Linked DNA regions of Homo sapiens: region 2 is linked to region 1. The links are chromatin contacts, found by Hi-C or POLR2A ChIA-PET in ENCODE. All regions are on one chromosome and are shown on one strand. The core of a region is the stretch at or near the end of the contact, and the rest is flanking DNA. Distances in the headings are between cores, read along the strand shown. Region 1 holds the start of DNM3OS (DNM3 opposite strand/antisense RNA). Region 2 has its middle 140 kb from the start of TNFSF18.

Region 1 (4,658 bases), core at 489-2,988:
CAGTGACAGGGAAAAAAGGGAGGTGAGTCTTATGGGCTTGTGCAAGCACTATTGAATAGGTCCTAAAGACACAAATATGGAAGCAAAAGTACAGAGATATAAAGTCATTCCTCTGACTCCTATTGATGATATAAATATTTCTATGAATGGTGTACCCAGTGCTAACCTCTGTTCCATCCTAAGATGCCAGATAATTCATGTTTATCTTATTTAATCTTCCTCACAAGATAACAAGGGCTTGTCATAACTTTTGAACTCTTCAGTAGTGTGCTATTTAATGATTCAAAAGAGGCCATTTTATGAAAAGCAAATGCTTTAGGACAGTACTCACTTGAAGCTTTTTGAAATATACAATGCAGCGTATAAAAAAGAGATATATTTTTCTACTTCTAAAAAGTATTTCAGAAGGCCAGTGGAAATGAATTGCTTTGGCTGTACTTTCTTTAAAGAAGGCTAAGTTTCTTAGTCTGGTTGGTCAAATTAAATTTGGAAGCTACCTAGAAATTTTCTCACATTTTGATCTTCAGAAGGGCAATTAATCAAGCTCTTGTTTGAGGCGACTCTAGCTTTGATCAGAATCCTATGGAGGGAAAGTGAGAGAACTACATATTCAGAATATTCAAGAGTATATATAATTGAAAACAGCCACAACAGGGAAAGAAAAGTAGATGCCAGTGGGCTGATATCTTATAACCTTTGGTCAAGCGGTACTTGGCAAATTTCAACAGATTTAGTTAACCAGAGATAAAACTAAGCCACAGAATACCATGAAAACAAAACAAAAGTATCAAAACAGAATCAGGAATTACAAGTGAAAAACAATGCTATACCTAACAGCATGGATCTACCAGAGGCGATTTGTTAGAAGACCTGAGTCGTTGTTTCGTAGTGGATGCTTCAAACAAAAACTGTAACGTTTCTTTAGGTCAAACTATAGCACAGCATTCAGAGACCCAGCCAAAATAGCTGAGGGAAACTAGGAAGGCCACATGTGGAACTAATTACTCATGTAGAGGCCATGACAAAGAACATTTCTCCAGACTTTTCATGGGGGCTTCACTTTCAGGAAGTTGCTATAATTACTGTTCAAGTCTAGAGCAGCCTGCAAGCTGCTGACAGATTCAACAGACAGGAGAAGGAGGGAGAGAGAGAAGGAGAGAAAGAGAGAGAGAGCGGGAGGGAAGGAGGGAGGGAGGGAGAGAGAGGGAGGGAGAGGGGAAGAGGGGGAGAGAGAGAGAGAGAGAGAGACAGACAGACAGACAGACAGACAGAAACTTATCTGCCCTTTTTGACGAGTGAAATACCAGAAAATAAAGTGCCACAGGAAAGCTCAAAAAGGTTTCCAAATGAGCTCTGCCTTCCAGTGTTCAACTTTCTGTTTACTATTTCATCTACCCTCTATCTTCAAATTACTTCTCTAGCCTGGGTCAGACAGTAAATTTGTACTTCTACACTAACTCACTTTCAGTTGGCCACAGCCGAACTGTACATCTTGACTCTTTTTTTTTTACAGCTTTTCCATACTGGGGCCCACTTCCTGCCCAGTTGAGGAAAAAAATCTGGCCTGAAGATGAAATGACTGCTTAACGTTACACTAAAACATCTGGTACCATTTTATGCACAGACCCATGTCTGAGAGCAGGCGATTCTAGCGGTCTCTCCAGCGGCACAGCGCATACCCAAACCTCCCCAGGGTGACATCATCCCATATATGGACTCTCCAGCCCAGCCCTCCCCCTTTTCCTGGTCCTAAATTCATTGCCAGTTCCCCAGTCTGCAGCAAATGTGCCACGTCAAGACTGGAAATCACAGCCCTTGAGTGTGTCTCAGTCAGCGCAGCAGAATTCAGGGGGGAAAGCTGAATGCAACCCCTGGTGCAGGAAGGGAGGCTTTTCCTGAGGACCGGGAGAGGATTTTAAGTACATAGAAGGAAGCTTCTGGAGATCCTGCTCCGTCGCCCCAGTGTTCAGACTACCTGTTCAGGACAATGCCGTTGTACAGTAGTCTGCACATTGGTTAGACTGGGCAAGGGAGAGCAACGCCATGGACCGCTGGGGACAAAATGGGCTGTTTCCAAGGAGAAGACATTTGTTTGCTCCTTTTTTGAATCTCATATCCAGTGTTTTTCTTCACAGGTTTTGCACACTAGGGACCAAGAAGCCCTCGGGGACACTGCTGAGAAAAGACTGCCGAAGGGAAGACCAGCGGGTAAGGCCTTCTTGACTGCTCACCTGGTCTGTGACCAAGGGAACCTAGGTGGGGAGCCCATGATTTGTGTTAACATGCAAGGGAAACAGAGGTACATGTGTGATGGGTAGAGATGTATTTAATTTTAAAAGAGCAAAAGTGTGTGGTATATAGCGATTTACTGTTTTTTTTTTTTTTATTTCTGAAGATTGATAATTCAAGTGTTTTCTTAAAGGTTTTCCCACTTCAAAATGAAATATGAAAAAACTCATTCCAGACACTTAAGAATAGTTTAATGAGGCTACTTTTGAATTGTTTAATAATAATTCAAAGATTTAAAAACTTATATGGATGAAGGCTGTATGTATAACTTTTAACATCCCAGGACTGAAGTCATTTTTCCCCAAAGTAAAGAATACTTGCTGGTTTTTAAATGCTATATGGATAGTGCTTTTCTGAAGATTTCCTTCTGTAATATAAACAACAGGAATAATAGTACCTAACAATAAAAGAAGAACCTGCCAAGTCTTGCCTACCAGACAATGCAGATGGGATTTGCCCAGAGAAGAGCACCGACCCACAACTTATTGAGTCAGCAACTGAGTAAATCAGGGAATAAAAACCTCTATCTTTAGATACCCCTGTAAATATCTGTTTTACATTTTTTTTAAATCAAAGAGTGGTTAATAATTGCTGCTCAGCTGAGCCCTCTTGCCTATAGCTTACAATGCTTCCACTTCTCTGAGCATTTAAAATAAGGCACTTTGTCTAGAAACCCACTGATAAAAAAGGAATTTGTAAACGAAGGCAGAAGTTTTCTTTGGTCAGTTTCCAGCTGTCCTGGAGGTGAAAGAGGGTGGGAGAGGGGGAGGAAGGTGGGAGGGAAGAAAACCCTCAAGCTGAATGAAATCCTAATAGAGAAAATAATAGAGCAAGTCTGGATTGCAATGTGATCTGTGCTGAACTTTAGAGGTCGGCCCCTTAAAGAAAGTTCTGGAAAAATGTTATTGCCTCATCCCTAATTTTCTTAACCCCCATTAATTTCTATTCCGAAACAATTCTATATAATGAAAACATCTCTTCTACAGGGTTTGTGAAAAATAAACATAATCTCTTTTGTCCTCCTTTAAAGTTACAGTGGTTCCTGAACAAATTCTTTTCTAAGTTATACATTTTGCAACAATTCAAAAATTGACTCAAGTTCTCTTTAGCAAAATATTTTATTATAAAAGATTCCCTAAGTTTTCTTTTGTCAAAACAACTTACTTTAAAAATTACCCTTCTGATCACCCCAAAATGTGTATAAAGAAAACATTAAGTATTCTCATATATTCATGATTATTAGTTAAAATATAAACAGCAAGGAGAAATTTAGCTACTTTCACTTAGATGATATAGTAAAGTTATCCTTTCATTTTCTATTGTGACTTGGAGAGTTCCATATTAATTATTTTTAGTAGAACAAATGAGATGTTAAAAATCTATATAGTTTCTTTTACATAAGAAAACTAAAAAAAGTAACTTAGAGGAGCTCATTTTTTCAAGAAATATATTTTTTCTAATTGATACAATTACTGAAGAGGAAAAATAGCTAACAAGGTACTTTGGTAATGTTTTTCTCAAATTTTCTGGGTTTTTTTTTTTTTTTTACTCTAGAAATGATTACATTTCAAAATTTGCTTTCATTTAATGTATATTTAATTTCAATTTCTTTCTTCATGTTAAACGGTCTTTTTGTTTCAAAGAAATGAATCCCTATGGGTCCCTCACCTATTTTCTCCCTCAGGATGACTTTTAGTCTGGAGATAGAAGGGACATAAGGGTGCCTCTGGCATAAGTACAGGAGTAGAAATATAAGAATTACTTTGTAAAAGGATAACCAAGGAGTTCCTGCACATGCTTGATGTGGCTCTAGCGACTTATTTTCGAGGCAAAGTTTTAACAAATGAAAACGAATAGTACTTATTTTTCAATTATATGGGCTAAATTAAAGATCAAAGGTAAAAGCTCATTTTATAAAGCTCTGCTGAATGAAGGCAGGATTGTAGTTTATGCGCTGGTACACACGCCCACATTTATATACATTATAGCCATATCTATATCCAGGTAAATTAGAAAAATGTTTAATTTTATTTTCATATTACTTTATAAGGAGATATACAAATATTTTAGGGATCATGGAATCTATTCCAGAGGAAACTAACCAACAGTGAGCATCTTCAACTAAAACTACCCCTGGATGTAATAAGTGTAAGTATTAAAATTAAACATTATATGTGGTCATGAAGAGAAAATTGTTTCAGGGTCTGTCCAAACTACACTTCATAGAAATTTCATAATTATTTTTCATTTTAGCATGTGAATGATTGATAAATTGGACTAGGTACTGGGTTAAAAGGACTTTTCCACCATCTAAGAGAAAGGAAGTTCAGAGCCTTAGCTTCAACACCACAATTTCTTAACTGGAAAAG
Region 2 (4,091 bases), core at 646-3,145, 760 kb before region 1:
GATTCTTGAGTCTTGGCCTTTCCAACATGCAGCAAGTAAAAGCTACTTAAATTTTTATGAGTAACGACTCTTGGCTTGAATTAACAGTTTTGCTAATCTTCAGTGAGTAGCTTTAACAATATTGCTATCTTTATGACAGAACGATTTATATTCCTTTGGGTATATACCCAGTAATGGGATTGCTGGGTCAAATAGTAGTTCTGTTTTTAGCTCTTTGAGGAATTGCCACACTGCTTTCCACGATGGTTGAACTAATTTACATTCCCACCATCACCAACAGTGTATACATGTTCCTTTTTCCCACAACCTCACCAGCACCTGTAATTTTTTGACTTTTTAATAATAGCCATTTTGACTGATGTAAGATGGTATCTCATTGTGGTTTTGATTTGCATTTATCTAATGATCGGTGATATTGAGCTTTTTTCGTAGGCTTTCTAGCTGCATGTATGTCTTCTTTTGAAATGTGTCTGTTCATGTTCTTTGCCCACTTTTTATGGGGTTGTTTGTTTTCTTCCTGTAAGTTTAAGTTCCTTGTAGATGTTGGTTATTAGGCCTTTGTCCAATGCATAGTTTCCTAAAATTTTCTCCCATTCTGTAGGTTGTCTGTTCGCTCAGCAGTTTCTTTTGCTGTGCAGAAGCTCTTTAGTTTAATTAGATCCCATTTGTCAATTTTTGCTTTTGTTACAATTGCTTTTGGCATCTTCGTCATGAAATCTTTGCCCATTCCTATGTTCAGAATGGTATTGTTCAGGGTTTTTATAGTTCTGGGTTTTCTATTTAAGTATTTAATTCATCTTGAGTTGATTTTTGTATATGGTATAAGGAAGGGGTTCAGTTTCAATCTTCCGCATATGGCTAGTCAGTTATCCCAGCACTATTTATTGAATAGGGAGTCTTTTCTCCATTGCTTGTTTTTGTCACTTTGTTGAAGATCAGATGGTTGCAACTATGTAGGCTTATTTGTGGGCCCTCTATTCTGTTCCATTTTTCTATGTGTCTGTTTTTGTACTAGTACCATGTTGTTTTGTTTACTGTAGCCCTGTAGTATAGTTTGAAGTTAGGTAGCATGATGCCCCCTGCTTTGTTGTTTTTGCTTAGGATTGCCTTGGCTAGGGCATATACCCAAAGAAATATAAATCATTCTATTATAAAAACATATGCACATATGAATATGTCCATTGCAGCACTGTTCACAATAGCAAAGACATGGGATCAACCTAAATGCCCATCAAAGGTAGATTGGATAAAGAAAATGTGGTACATATACACCATGGAATACTATACAGCCACAAAAAATAATGATATCATGTTCTTTGCAGGAACATGGGTGGAACTGGAAGCGATTATCCTCAGCAAACTCATGCAGGAACAGAAAACCAAATACCACACGTTCTCACTTATAAGTGGAGGCTAAATGAGGAGAACACACTGGGGGCAACACCAGACACTGGGGCCTAACAGATGATGGAAGGTGGGAGGAGGGATAGGATCAGGAAAAATAATTAATAGCTACTAGGCTGAGTACCTGGGTGATGAAATAATCTGTACAACAAACCCCCTATCACACGAGTTTACCTATACAACAAACCTGCACATGCACCCCTGAACTTAAAATAAAAGTTAAGAAAAAAACACAGAATATTGCTATCAGTGAAAATCCTTTTTTGACACCACTAGTAATTAAACTCATTGAATTTACATTCCAACTGGGGTAATGAATCACTTCCTCATCCCCACCCCAGCCTGATGGCACCACCTTTTTCAGCTCTAAATACATTTTGTTATTTGGGTTTGATTTAAAAGCCTCGGTCCTGTAGCAGTCAGTTCCCACCAGATGAAAGCCAAAACAGAAACTACACAGGAAAATCCTGGAGATCTGCTGAGTCACAGTGGAGCCATCTGCTGAGTCACAGTGGAGCCATTTTCATACATATCTAAAGGAAAGAGACTACAGGAAATATAAAAAAACTTTAGTGATGGCAAGGAGCTTTGTTAAATTAATGATAGCATTTTTGTCTCTCAAGGATGAAAGAAGAGTTCAAAATCTGAAGGCTTATTAAGGGCAAGCAATTTACCTAGTTCCTCATGCTTCCATTAAATGGTGCGGCCAACTTCCTTCAGAGTTTTCCACAGTGAAAGTTAAGGGAGCAACATTGGAGGCAGTTTCTCAGCAAGGTTTTAGATTCCACATCTGAAAGCAGGATGTATGGTGAATATGCAAAGGAAGCAATAGTTTAAAAAGTTATTATTAGGCTTTGCAGGTAGAAAAGGAAATGGCAGTTTCTGAATGTTGATAACGAATGAACCTTAGCCACAACATGTTCTAAGTCATTCAAAGGTGGAAGACAGAGTAAACATTTGCAGTTTCCACAGGGAAGCACCTGCGGTGTGTGGTTCTAAGAAGATCAGCAGTGGCTTAAGATCTAAGGCAGAAGGAATTTAGCACATTTAAAGAGCAGTGTTCAAATATCTCATTTGAGTCTCATAGCTACTGGAGAGAAGCCAGCCTGTTCATCAGAGCATTGAGGCTCCAAGAGTGAATGTGTAAATGATTTTCTACTGCCATGGTATCTAGTTCCTGTAAATGGAGATGCCATCCCCATAGAATGTCCTGATGGTTTAGTCACTACTAAATTTGCACCCTCCATCATTATCTGCCTATCTATAGTTCCCTACCTGTTTTGACATTTATAAAAAAAAAATCTCTTGTAAAAATTTCATGAAAATAGAATTCTCTACATGGTTTTAAAATTTCCTTTGCTTCTAATTAATGTGTCATAATTGATGTAGATTTATATAATGCAATTTTATTCAATAGTAATTAAGATATCTGAGCCAAGATAAATATTACCAAGATTTTAGATTCTTCTTTTCGCATCTGCCTCATCCATTCTCAACACTTTTTCTAGTTAGCTACCTTTCCAGAAAGCTTCAGCCAACCTGCACCCTAACATTTGATGTTTTCTTGCAAGATTCTCCTAAGTTCTCTATTTCCTGGACTTTGGGGTTGTTTTGCATTGCTGGTTAAATTCTATAATTGTGTCCAGTGCTTTTCTCCCTGCCAAATATAAAATTCAAATGGGCTTATCCATTTAATCAGGCATATGCCCATTATTTACTCTTGAATTTCTCAGCCTCTCTCTCTTTCCTTTGAGATGCAGTCAAACACACTCAAAATCAGCCTTTCCTCAGAGGCCAGAAAATCACTGACAGCTCTACAGATGTCTTAAGAGTTAGACTAGGTGAGGCAAGAAGTCCATTGACACAGTTGAGCCATTTAATTTAGTCCATTGTTTTTGATGCTGGATCTTTATGGGTAATTACCTGCTAGACATCTCCAGCTTATATTTGAAGAGCTGTTTTGGAATCAGTAATATTTAGGGCTGGACATGTAGATTTGTATTCTTTTCTGAAGAGATGGTAATTGGATCCAGAAAGTAGAAGAATACATGTTAAGCACAACAATTATCTTGAACGTTGATAGAAATGTTTCATGTTGAGCCTCTAGCAGACACCGTTGGCTTTCTCTCCCCAGATCTCCAGTCTTTCCTCATGTTTCAATTCATCCTCCTCAGCTTCTTTGTACTTTTGCTTCTAATGCCAACATCTGACACTCCCCTCAGATACTCCTCTGACTAGTAGGGCTGTTTTTCCTACCAGAGTAGAAAGCCAGAAAAGTACTGGAAAAATTACCCTACCACATCCACCCACCATTAGTCAATGACTAACCAGTGAAGAAGTATGAAAATCCAGCTGCCTTACATAACAAACGGCCCAGTTTTCTTTGGGATCAGATTGGAGCTCTTCTCTAGAGGGCTTTGTCTGAAATTATATCCTTGCTTGACCCTCTCCCCTTCTCTATCCTACTTTTCCTAATCCCTTACTGAGATCTGAAAAATATAACCTAAGATAACTTCTTGCATGTGTAAATGTAGGGGTCACCATCAATGGAGAGTCAAGTGCAGACAGTCAAGCAACAGAGGTCAGTGTTACAAAGGATGATGGTAGTTCACTGATGCAAAGCTATACTGGAGTTAAAAAGGATAAAATGGTGTACAAACTAGCCTGAACCTGGCAGTGAATAGGTC

The links. A loop is a pair of places that touch in the nucleus more often than their neighbours do. ChIA-PET counts read pairs that join two places held with the same protein, here RNA polymerase II (POLR2A).
Region 2: a loop to region 1 is called in a map of endothelial cell of umbilical vein, with 4 times the contacts of the local background. The contact joins the enhancer-like site here to the promoter of DNM3OS in region 1. A Hi-C loop is called at or near these places in 1 of 168 maps with a recorded cell type or tissue (endothelial cell of umbilical vein). POLR2A ChIA-PET finds 5 or more read pairs at or near these places in 2 of 52 experiments (GM12878 and IMR-90).

The regions. Positions count from the first base shown.
Region 1 is chr1:172,141,915-172,146,572 of GRCh38, reverse strand. DNM3OS (DNM3 opposite strand/antisense RNA) reads left to right here and starts at 1,738. Exons shown (of 4, transcript NR_103486.1): 1 at 1,738-1,919; 2 at 2,136-2,208; 3 at 4,360-4,437. The region is part of intron 14 of DNM3 (dynamin 3); the gene reads right to left. It overlaps MIR199A2 (microRNA 199a-2), which reads left to right and starts at 1,929; the gene lies at 1,929-2,038.
Region 2 is chr1:172,905,240-172,909,330 of GRCh38, reverse strand. No RefSeq gene overlaps it. Among named protein-coding and RNA genes, the nearest start is that of TNFSF18, 140 kb to the left of the region's middle. RefSeq lists an enhancer at 1,309-2,508. Within about 2 kb of position 1,895, at least 8 of the 41 ENCODE cell types and tissues checked have a DNase peak (open chromatin) inside an H3K27ac peak, as active enhancers do; they include IMR-90 and endothelial cell of umbilical vein, where a contact is called at or near this core.